Regions from separate parts of the Homo sapiens genome. Here region 1 is linked to region 2. The links are chromatin contacts, found by Hi-C in ENCODE. All regions are on one chromosome and are shown on one strand. Each heading gives the region's core, a stretch centred on a gene start or an enhancer-like site at or near the end of the contact. The rest is flanking DNA. Distances are from core to core; before and after follow the strand shown. Region 1 holds the start of JAG1 (jagged canonical Notch ligand 1). Region 2 holds the start of TMX4 (thioredoxin related transmembrane protein 4).

The links. A loop is a pair of places that touch in the nucleus more often than their neighbours do. Pooled maps may share reads with other maps.
Region 1: a map with no recorded cell type shows a loop between it and region 2 (20-fold over the local background). The contact joins the promoter of JAG1 here to the promoter of TMX4 in region 2. A Hi-C loop is called at or near these places in 4 of 37 single-sample maps with no recorded cell type and 12 of 50 pooled maps.

What each region holds. Positions count from the first base shown.
Region 1 is chr20:10,670,764-10,675,686 of GRCh38, reverse strand. JAG1 (jagged canonical Notch ligand 1) reads left to right here and starts at 1,688. Exons shown (of 26, transcript NM_000214.3): 1 at 1,688-2,237; 2 at 2,681-2,986. The coding sequence starts at 2,157. RefSeq lists silencers at 1,066-1,465, 4,896-4,923.
Region 2 is chr20:8,018,455-8,023,176 of GRCh38, reverse strand. It overlaps TMX4 (thioredoxin related transmembrane protein 4), which reads left to right and starts at 3,416. Exons shown (of 8, transcript NM_021156.4): 1 at 3,416-3,739. The coding sequence starts at 3,564. It overlaps TMX4-AS1 (TMX4 antisense RNA 1), which reads right to left and starts at 3,271. Exons shown (of 7, transcript NR_184034.1): 1 at 3,073-3,271; 2 at 1,916-2,786; 3 at 1,022-1,118; 4 at 728-796; 5 at 410-620. RefSeq lists silencers at 3,416-3,655, 3,766-3,905.

The DNA.
Region 1 (4,923 bases), core at 439-2,938, 2.7 Mb before region 2:
GAAAGGGAGGCTGGGGCACATTGAAACACCCAGGTTGTCGCTGCCTACCCCAGCTGCTAACATGACCAGCTGTAAACTTGCTCTGTTCTTAGAAACCTCCCTTCCAAAACATGGATTCTCCCGCCAGTGCTCAAGATGGGACACATTACCACTAAGTAAGCACTTTTCTTAGGAGCATTTCTTAGGCTGTTAAAATGCCAAGACTCCTAACCATCCTTGGTAGCTTTGAACCTATGTAAAGAGGTCAGTTAGCTGCCCTAGTTTATTCCTCAGAATGATGAGATTTGGCACTGAAAATATTGTTCATACTGAGCCTCCCATCAAATGCAATAAGTAGATAACCACAAATACCCACCCTTTTATGCTCATAACTCAGCATGTTGGAAACTATTTTCCCTTGACCTATTGCCAGCCCATCACGCCCCACACCCAGGAGAACTCAAGCCCCAAACCGGCCGCTGAATAGTCACGCTTTTCTGCAGGACATACCTACTATTAGGGCCAAAACTTTGTCCACCCTTCAAAGGAAGTCGATGTTTCCATATAAAGGTCCCCTCAAATGCAACAGCAAGCCCGTGGGAGAGGGGTTAGCAGAGGCTACGGCCAGCCCACGGGCTTTCTTCGACCTTGATTATGACCAGGAGTGTAGCTGTTAATTGCGAGGCTTGCCTCAAGGTGGAAAACAGTATCGGTTTCCACTGCCACCCCAGAGAAGGCAAGTTCCGCGGCTGGCGGTGCTGGGGACACGGTCCCTCCCAGGCCCATCTCTTGCCACCCAGAGAGCTGCTCGGAGGCCGCCTACAGGTGCAATCCCGGCACTGCGGCCGGGGCGTCGGGCCGGGGAGGGCGTCCAAGCCCACCAGCATCTCCGCCGGCCCTTCCCAAAGCCTGAACAGGGCCCCGGCGTGCCCGCCGCCTTCTACCCCCGGTTTCCCCGCGCCTCTGCCCCGGCGCGGTTTGGATAGGAAGCTGGGAGCCCTCCCAGGCTCCGCAGACTCGGATTTGGGAGGGGGTGGGACGCGGCCGAGGCTTCCCCTCGAATCTGCGGCAAGCCTGGCTCCAGGAAAGTTTTTCAAAGTTCCCAGCAGCGTCTGCCCAGGTCGCCTCCGCGGGGCGAGCAGACGGCGGCAAGCGCGCCAGCCTCGCCGCCGCCTCTGCCGCCAGCAGAGCGCTCTGGGCGGCTCGCTCGCGGGAAGCGGGCCGAACTCCCGGCGGGCAGGCAGGCCCTCCTCCCGGGGCGAAAGCCGCAGCTGACGCAGGCGGTTCGGAAGGCGGAAGCTGCCCCGCTCCGACCGCTCAGTCAGCGCCGCGGCGCCTACACCTGGGGCCCCGACGCGCGGGCAAAGGCGCACGGCCCGGGGCGCCCGAGGGGGCGGTCCCCGCTGGGGGCCTCCAGGCGTCCCTGAGCAACGATCCCTTCCAAGTACCTCCCCGCACTCTCCCTTCCCTCCTGGCCCGAAGCTCCCGAGGGCGGGGGTTGGTGTGGGGCCCTGGTTCTTCTACGCCGCCCTGAGCATCCCGCTGCCCCCAACCCCTTCCAAGTTCCTCCTCGCACTACCCCCTCCCCAGCAACGTGAAGGGGAGGGGCGTGCCCAGGGTGAGCACGCCCTCTCATGAATATTAATAAGCGCGCATGCGCCCTGCCCGGCGTGCTGGGTAGAGGTGGCCAGCCCCGGCCGCTGCTGCCAGACGGGCTCTCCGGGTCCTTCTCCGAGAGCCGGGCGGGCACGCGTCATTGTGTTACCTGCGGCCGGCCCGCGAGCTAGGCTGGTTTTTTTTTTTCTCCCCTCCCTCCCCCCTTTTTCCATGCAGCTGATCTAAAAGGGAATAAAAGGCTGCGCATAATCATAATAATAAAAGAAGGGGAGCGCGAGAGAAGGAAAGAAAGCCGGGAGGTGGAAGAGGAGGGGGAGCGTCTCAAAGAAGCGATCAGAATAATAAAAGGAGGCCGGGCTCTTTGCCTTCTGGAACGGGCCGCTCTTGAAAGGGCTTTTGAAAAGTGGTGTTGTTTTCCAGTCGTGCATGCTCCAATCGGCGGAGTATATTAGAGCCGGGACGCGGCGGCCGCAGGGGCAGCGGCGACGGCAGCACCGGCGGCAGCACCAGCGCGAACAGCAGCGGCGGCGTCCCGAGTGCCCGCGGCGCGCGGCGCAGCGATGCGTTCCCCACGGACGCGCGGCCGGTCCGGGCGCCCCCTAAGCCTCCTGCTCGCCCTGCTCTGTGCCCTGCGAGCCAAGGTAGGAGCCCTTCTCCGGGCCTCCCTCCCAGCCGTCCTCTCCCTCCCCTCGCGGCGCCCTGGGCGGTTGAGCCCCGCGAGCAGGCTCGGCAGCCCTCGAGCGCCCGACTCCTCGCCCCTGCGCCCGAGCGGCTGCACCTGGGCTGAGCGCGCCAACTCCCCCACGGGAGCCCCTGCCTCCTGAGGGTGACCCCTCCAGGCCGGACAGGGGCGCGTTCGCTCCGCTGTTGCCCCCCGGGAAGTCGTCGGATTTCTTCCGCACTCGTGCATTTTTTTTTTTTTTTGCCCCGGAATCATGTTGAGTCCTTGAACGTAGTTTCGCAAAATTATTTTCACTCGGCGAGGAGGGCTCGTCGGGGCGGGGAGTGGGAGGGAGTCGCCACCTCTATACTCGAAGAAAACAGCTTTCTCCCGCGCTGACCTACCTCCTTCCCTCGCCGGCAGGTGTGTGGGGCCTCGGGTCAGTTCGAGTTGGAGATCCTGTCCATGCAGAACGTGAACGGGGAGCTGCAGAACGGGAACTGCTGCGGCGGCGCCCGGAACCCGGGAGACCGCAAGTGCACCCGCGACGAGTGTGACACATACTTCAAAGTGTGCCTCAAGGAGTATCAGTCCCGCGTCACGGCCGGGGGGCCCTGCAGCTTCGGCTCAGGGTCCACGCCTGTCATCGGGGGCAACACCTTCAACCTCAAGGCCAGCCGCGGCAACGACCGCAACCGCATCGTGCTGCCTTTCAGTTTCGCCTGGCCGGTGAGTGACTACTCGGGAAGGAGGCCGGGCGGAGCCTCACACCCGCGCCTGGCCGAGCCCTGTTATCCCTTGCGAGAGGGATTTAAAGGGCTTTGGCTTGAAACTAGGCGCTAACTGGGGAAATCTCTAGGGGTGGCGGGTGAGGGAGCCGGGACACTATAGTTAGATCTCGGCTGGGGTAGTCGAGGTGGGTCCCATTCCTGCTGCTATTTGCTTAGTGCACAAAAGTGGGGATCCCAGAGGGTTTATGGGACCAGGCTCCTAGGAAGGCCGGTGTAAACTTGCAACTTGAAGTTCCCAGAGTAACTCTCCCGGCCCCAAGCCAAGAGATCGTTGTAGCTGATCTCTTTGCTTAACTAATTAAACCTGGTGCGCCGTGGAAGGCGACTCGGCGCAGTTCTGGCCTGCGAACGCCGTCCAAATTGGCAACCTCCCCTTTCCCGTGAACGGCCGGGAGGGCGGGTGTGTCCTTCCTGGAGGGTGTGGGGGAGTCCGTTTCCCGCTGCTCCCCGGGAGATTTTAGTGTGTGCGGGGGCGCTCTCCAGGTTCGGCTTAAGGGCCGGGGGCGGCCGCCGCAGGAGGAGGTTCTTGGGGCCCTCACAGGAGCTGTAGACCTGGGAACCCCCGCCCGCTGCTGGCCCCTTCCTGCCCCCGCCCCCGAGTGGTGTAGCTCTTGTGGCCTCACTTCCAGCGGTTCCCGGGCTCTGGAACAGCTGTGTTTGCAGACTTCCCCGGGAAGGGCGGGTGCACGGCCCCCGCAAGCCTTCGGGGGCCGTGCCAAGGCTTGGAAGGGGTGGTCTTCTGGAGGTAGTGCCTGAGGGTGTAAGTGATAGGCCCTCATCCCCCCGCCCCATTCCGCCCCCAAAGGAGCTCGAGGCCCGGGCCCAGCTGGCAGATCCTGCAGCGAGGCCCTTGCAACATCCCAAAATGGGTGGAAGGAAGATGGGTGCGATTGCAGAAGGGGAGGAAAGGGAAATGTTGGGGGTGTGCCCTCTGCCTGGCTCCTGCTGTCCAGGAGGCATGACTCATTGCCAAGACTGGGGCTTGGCCTAGCCTGTGCTGGGAGGGTGGGTGGTGAGAGGGGGAGCTCGGTGCCCCAGAGCATTGCTTTCCACCACGTGCTCTAATGGGGTGCACTCTGCTGCCTCCTGTCCGCCGGCTTAGGTTGTGATTCTGGGAGGAGACAGAGGGGAGACTATCTGGCTGTGTCTGTGTATGAAGCTTGGGGTGGCTCTTAAAATCCACGATTACAGGAGCTGGCATTATAAAGTGCCCTCTGCTGTGGGTGAGATAAGACAGTTATCAAAAACTGCCATGAAAAGGGGTTTATAAAAAGAAAAATTAAAACCAACGCTGTCTGTGAAGCTCTCTTGAGGTCCAAGGGCTGTTTCTGTTGTGGGATTTCATTTTTACCAAGAGTATTTATCTTGTTTGTTAATCCCCTATTAGGGAGAACTTTAAGCTAAAGAGTCTGGCTGCGTTTAAATCTGGCTGGCCCAAGCTGACTGTGAATACTCAAACTGCCCTTGAACGTGTGTTTGGAGTTTAGGGGGAAGGGGCCTGCAGGTGGTTCCACCCTCCTGCCGGAGGATCTGTCTGGAGCCCCTCGCTTTTCACAAGACCATAAAAGGAATCTTATTAGTGATGTGGAAAAGCAGCAGCCTGGCTGAGGCTCATTTTGGAGAGTAGGGTCAGAGGGATGGCTAACATGAAAACAAGGAGGCTTGCTCCCTCGCTGGCCAAGGAAAAGTGACCTAGAAAAGTGCGTCTGTCCGCTTTTGACACTTGGTCAGAGTCCTCAATGGAAAACGAGCGGAAATAGTGTGGGAGGGTAGGAGAGGCGATTGATTTGCATTTGCTGGTGCTCTTCTGTGGTTTCAGGCCCCACGGGTCACCAACCATGAAATAGACTCTCGGCTTTTCTCGAATGGGGGAAG
Region 2 (4,722 bases), core at 2,167-4,666:
TCTGTGGGGCAGGGAAAGAGAGGGGGACTAGATAGGATCTACCACACTCTTCTTCCCCTCTCTCCTGCTAATGATGTTACCTCATCAGAGGCCTAGGAATTCCTTTGCCTACTAGGAACCACATATTTTTGTGTAATCATAGCTGCCCTGCAGTGCCACCATCACTCTGGGGGAAAAAGCCTTTTCTCCTAGTACCAGGTACCAATCTTCTTAAACCTGTAAATCCACGTTTTAAACATAAACATGGATCACACACTGACCTAGCATAGCATTACAGCATAACAAATTGCCCCAAATCTTAGTGGCTTGATATTATGTAACAACATTGATTACCTCACAGTTTCCGTGGGTGGAGGTCCCAGCTAAGCTAAGCTTTGCCCCCTGGTTCTGGGTCATTTATAAGGCTCACCCGTCTCAAGAGCACTGGTGACAGATTTGCTTCTAGGTCACTCATGTGGTTGTTTGAAGATCCAGTTCTTTGAGGGCTGTTGGGCTGAGGTCTCAGTTGCTTAGGCTGCAGACCTCCCTTGTCACATGGAGCTCTCCACACAGAGTCGCAGAGTGAGTGTGCAAGAGGAAAAGAAGTTTCCAGCAAAATGGAAGTCTCAGGTTTTTGTAACCTTAACAAAGAAGTGATAATCCATCAGTTTTCCCATCTTCTGTTAGAAGTGGGTCACCAGGCCCAACCCACACTCAAGAGGAAAGGATCACACAAGGGCCTGAATACCAGGAGGGAGAGATCTTGGGAGGAGTGCCAGAAGCTGTCTATCCCAAGTACATCTATGGGATGGGTATTCTGCAATACAGGGGACACAAAGATATATAAGGTAAAGCCCTTGACCTTGAAGAGTTTTTAGTAGTGGTTGGAGGAGTGAGGGTAGAGGGTGATAGCTACATATAAATGCATTATACTATGAAAGGTATGTGGTGAAGTTATTGTATTAGTCCATTTTCACGCTGCTGATAAAGACATACCCGAGACGGGGTAATTTATACAGGAAAAAGTGTTTATTCAACTCACAGTTCCTCATGGCTGGGGAAGCCTCACAATCATGGTGGAAGGCACGGAGGAGTAAGTCATGTCTTACGCGGATGGCAGCAGGCCAAAAGAGAGACAGCTTGTGCAGGGAAATTACCATTTTTAAAACCATCAGATCTCATGAGACTTATTCACTATCACGAGAACAACATGGGAAAGACCCGCCCCCATGATTCAATTATCTCCCATGGGGTCCCTCCCACAACACGTGGGAATTAGGGGAGCTACAAAATGTGATTTGGATGGGGACACAGAGCCAAACCATATCAGTTATACAGAAGAGCAATTGGATCTGAGAAGAGACAGCAGCTCATTCTGCATGAGCTATCAGAGGTACAGTGTGGACTACATGACAGAGACTGAATGATTCACTGGACAACTGGAGAAGAGTGTTCTAATCAGAATGAAGGAGCAAGGAGACACTGAAGTACACAATGTGCTTTGGGAATGGGGAGTAGCTTTGTGTTACTAGGACACAGGGAACTCTGGGAATAGTGGAATGTAAAGTGGGCAAAACTGAAGCTGGGCTGTGAGAGGCATTGTGTATCATGCTAAGTGAAGTTAACTTTAGTATAAGAAAAATAGACATTACAGCGTATTGTTGCCTCCAAATAATAATATTAGTGTTGGCAATATTGTGGCAAAAACCACAATTATGTTTGCACCAACCTAATATGTAAGCTTTTTGAGTTAGAATATGTGCTAGGCATTATTCTTATCTCATATAATCTTCACAGCCACCTTTTGGAGCAGGTTCTATTACTACCCGCATTTTAAGAGAACTTTGGTGTGGACTAGTTTTAGCCCCAAATCACATGGCTAGGAAGTGTCAGGGCTAAGATGCCAATCATGGTCTGACAGCAACAGGTCCCTTACCCTGGTCTGTGACTCCTTACGGCAAGGTCAGTCCCATACTTCCTTGCTACTTTCTTCCTACCATCCTTAGTCTGAAGGCTAAGACTTCAGTTTTTGTTAAAGATAGGAAATGCTTTGGTAATGGCTGTCTTTCATGCTGAAGATGCTCTCTCTCCTTTTAGCTTTTCATTTTGTAAATTTTCCAACATATGCATGAGTAGGTAAAGTAGCAAAATGAACTTAGCTTCAACACTGACTGATGTTGCACCACTTTTCTTTCACCTATCTTCTTTCCATTCCCTACATTTTATTTCTGGAGCATTGTAAAACAAATTCTACACATCATTCTATCATGAAAGTGATAAAATGACAGAATTCCTGTTTATGAGTCACTTCTTTTTACAAGCACAGTAAAATGTTTTCCATTGAGTTTATGGAATTGATATGTATGTACTTAATAACAGTGAGTCTTAGTAGCATTCATTGCAAAGACATTTTCTTAAATTTCAATAGTTTGTAAACCCTTGAGTGTTTTATTTTAATGATAAGGGCTAGGTCCACATAGTTTTTAGCTAATACTAATTAATGCATAATGCAGGCCAGATCTTCTCTTCAGGCAAAATTAACTTCCCTCTCCTATAAGTATTGATTGAAATTTGCTCTCATGTGCCCTGAAGTACTTTTAGTCTTATTGCTGTCTTTGTTTTAAGCCGAGGGCAGAAACCACATCCTTTTCATGGTCTATTAACCACATTACCGAGGTTCATGGTTTGCACAACTAGTAAACACATACAAAGCACCCTTTGAGAAAGCTTCCTCATCCTTTAATTGTAATCCAGTCTTATATATTAACGGTGTGGTGGTCCCAAGGTACAGATTCATCTAATGTGACCTGGAAAGAAATTTGGAAATCACTTAAGGCTACCCTCATTTTAGATCTGACAAAACTGTAGTCAAGAGAAATGTGAGGTCCATTTTACTGCAGGTGGCAATAGTCTTAATTGACTCATTTTATCGGCTAGTACCCATGTTTTTAAGAGTTTCTATGAAATTAACATTTTTTGTAAAAAAAATGCAATTGCATAGGCTAGTTTCATCAATATCCTAAATTAGTGATGCTTCAATATACACATGCAGAGTACTTAAATTTTCCTCTCTCTTCAGCAGGAGATACTCACCACGTCCCTCCATTTTTCATTAAACATACGTGTACCTTGCAGCCCGTTGCTTTTATATTTGCTATCATTGAAGAGGGGATGGATTTTAAAATTACTGGCCATGTTTCCCTTTAGAGAAGCCCACACGCGCCAACCCTGCCCTTATTGGAGCCTGGGCAGCAGCGGTGCATGTTCTAACTTAGGCAACGTTGGGTCATCTGTTTATTGTCAGCTTGGCGGTCAGGAAGAAAGGGCGGTGGTTGCTGAGGTAACCGACACCCCGGGCAACGGCAAGTGGAGGCGGGAGGGGGCGTGGCCTCGACGGGCAAGCGGCGATAAGAGGTGGCGTCCTCCGCGGCATTGCGAGCACCGCCAGTCTGCGCCGCTAGGCGTAGGCGGGGTGGCCCTTGCGTCTCCCGCTTCCTTGAAAAACCCGGCGGGCGAGCGAGGCTGCGGGCCGGCCGCTGCCCTTCCCCACACTCCCCGCCGAGAAGCCTCGCTCGGCGCCCAACATGGCGGGTGGGCGCTGCGGCCCGCAGCTAACGGCGCTCCTGGCCGCCTGGATCGCGGCTGTGGCGGCGACGGCAGGCCCCGAGGAGGCCGCGCTGCCGCCGGAGCAGAGCCGGGTCCAGCCCATGACCGCCTCCAACTGGACGCTGGTGATGGAGGGCGAGTGGATGCTGAAATTGTGAGTGTGCCCGCCCGCCCCGGACGCCGCAGTGTCCTCGCGGGCGTCACCCTCCCAAGCCCGCGCGGCCCGGTGGCGATCCCGCATTGCCGCTTGGGCTCAACCTAAAACCCCGGACCAGGCTTGCCAACAACCTGCGGCGCCGGTGCCGGGCCGCTTGCGATCCTGCACTGCCGCTGGGCTCGACCTGGGGTCCGCGGACCCGCCTTACCAACGACCTGCGGCTGTGGGGCCCGGCCGCTCGCGCCGCGCATGCGCGCCGAGCCCTCGCGGTGACAGCCGAGGGTGCAGCGCGTCCCCTTGCTTTGGGGGACAGTGTTTTCGGGGTGGAGTGGGCAGCTTCCCATAGGGAGGAGAAGGGAAGGAAGAAAATCTGCAAGCAAACCGTGTGCTTTTAGATACAGATATGTATTGGAAGAGAAAGGACATTCAGTGACATCCACGTGCAGTATGAATACGTAGCACAGGCTAAGCAAGTTACCTGTTGAAGAAATTGCAGCACGGTGAAGGCAGGCCATTTGTGTCGTAGTCTTCCGTTTGAAGACCTGGAGATGTCATTGTGAGAATAAAACATAAATATGGATGCCTTTTAAATTTTACAGTATGATTTCAAATAAATGTTGATACTTATTATAACTTGTAAAGGTAGGACTTTCTGAGTAATATTAATAATTGTGCCATAAAGAAAAGAAGATACGCATTGCCCCTTTTAACAATAGAAAGCAAATGGTGGATAGTGCCTTTTCTTTAAGGAGATGGGAAACTACAGTTTTGAGTTAGGAGAAAGAAAGGGATTTGTTGATTATAGTTTAACCTTATAATAGGAAGTGACCATTTGAAAGAGGCTTGCAGTGGATGGTGGGCAGATGTCTGAGCGGGCTTGAGAGACCATCATGGTGGGCTTGCAGACTCTCTCTCTCTCTCTCTCTCTCTCTCTCTCTCTCTCTCTCTCTCTCCCCCTCCCTCCCTCCCTCCCTCCCTCC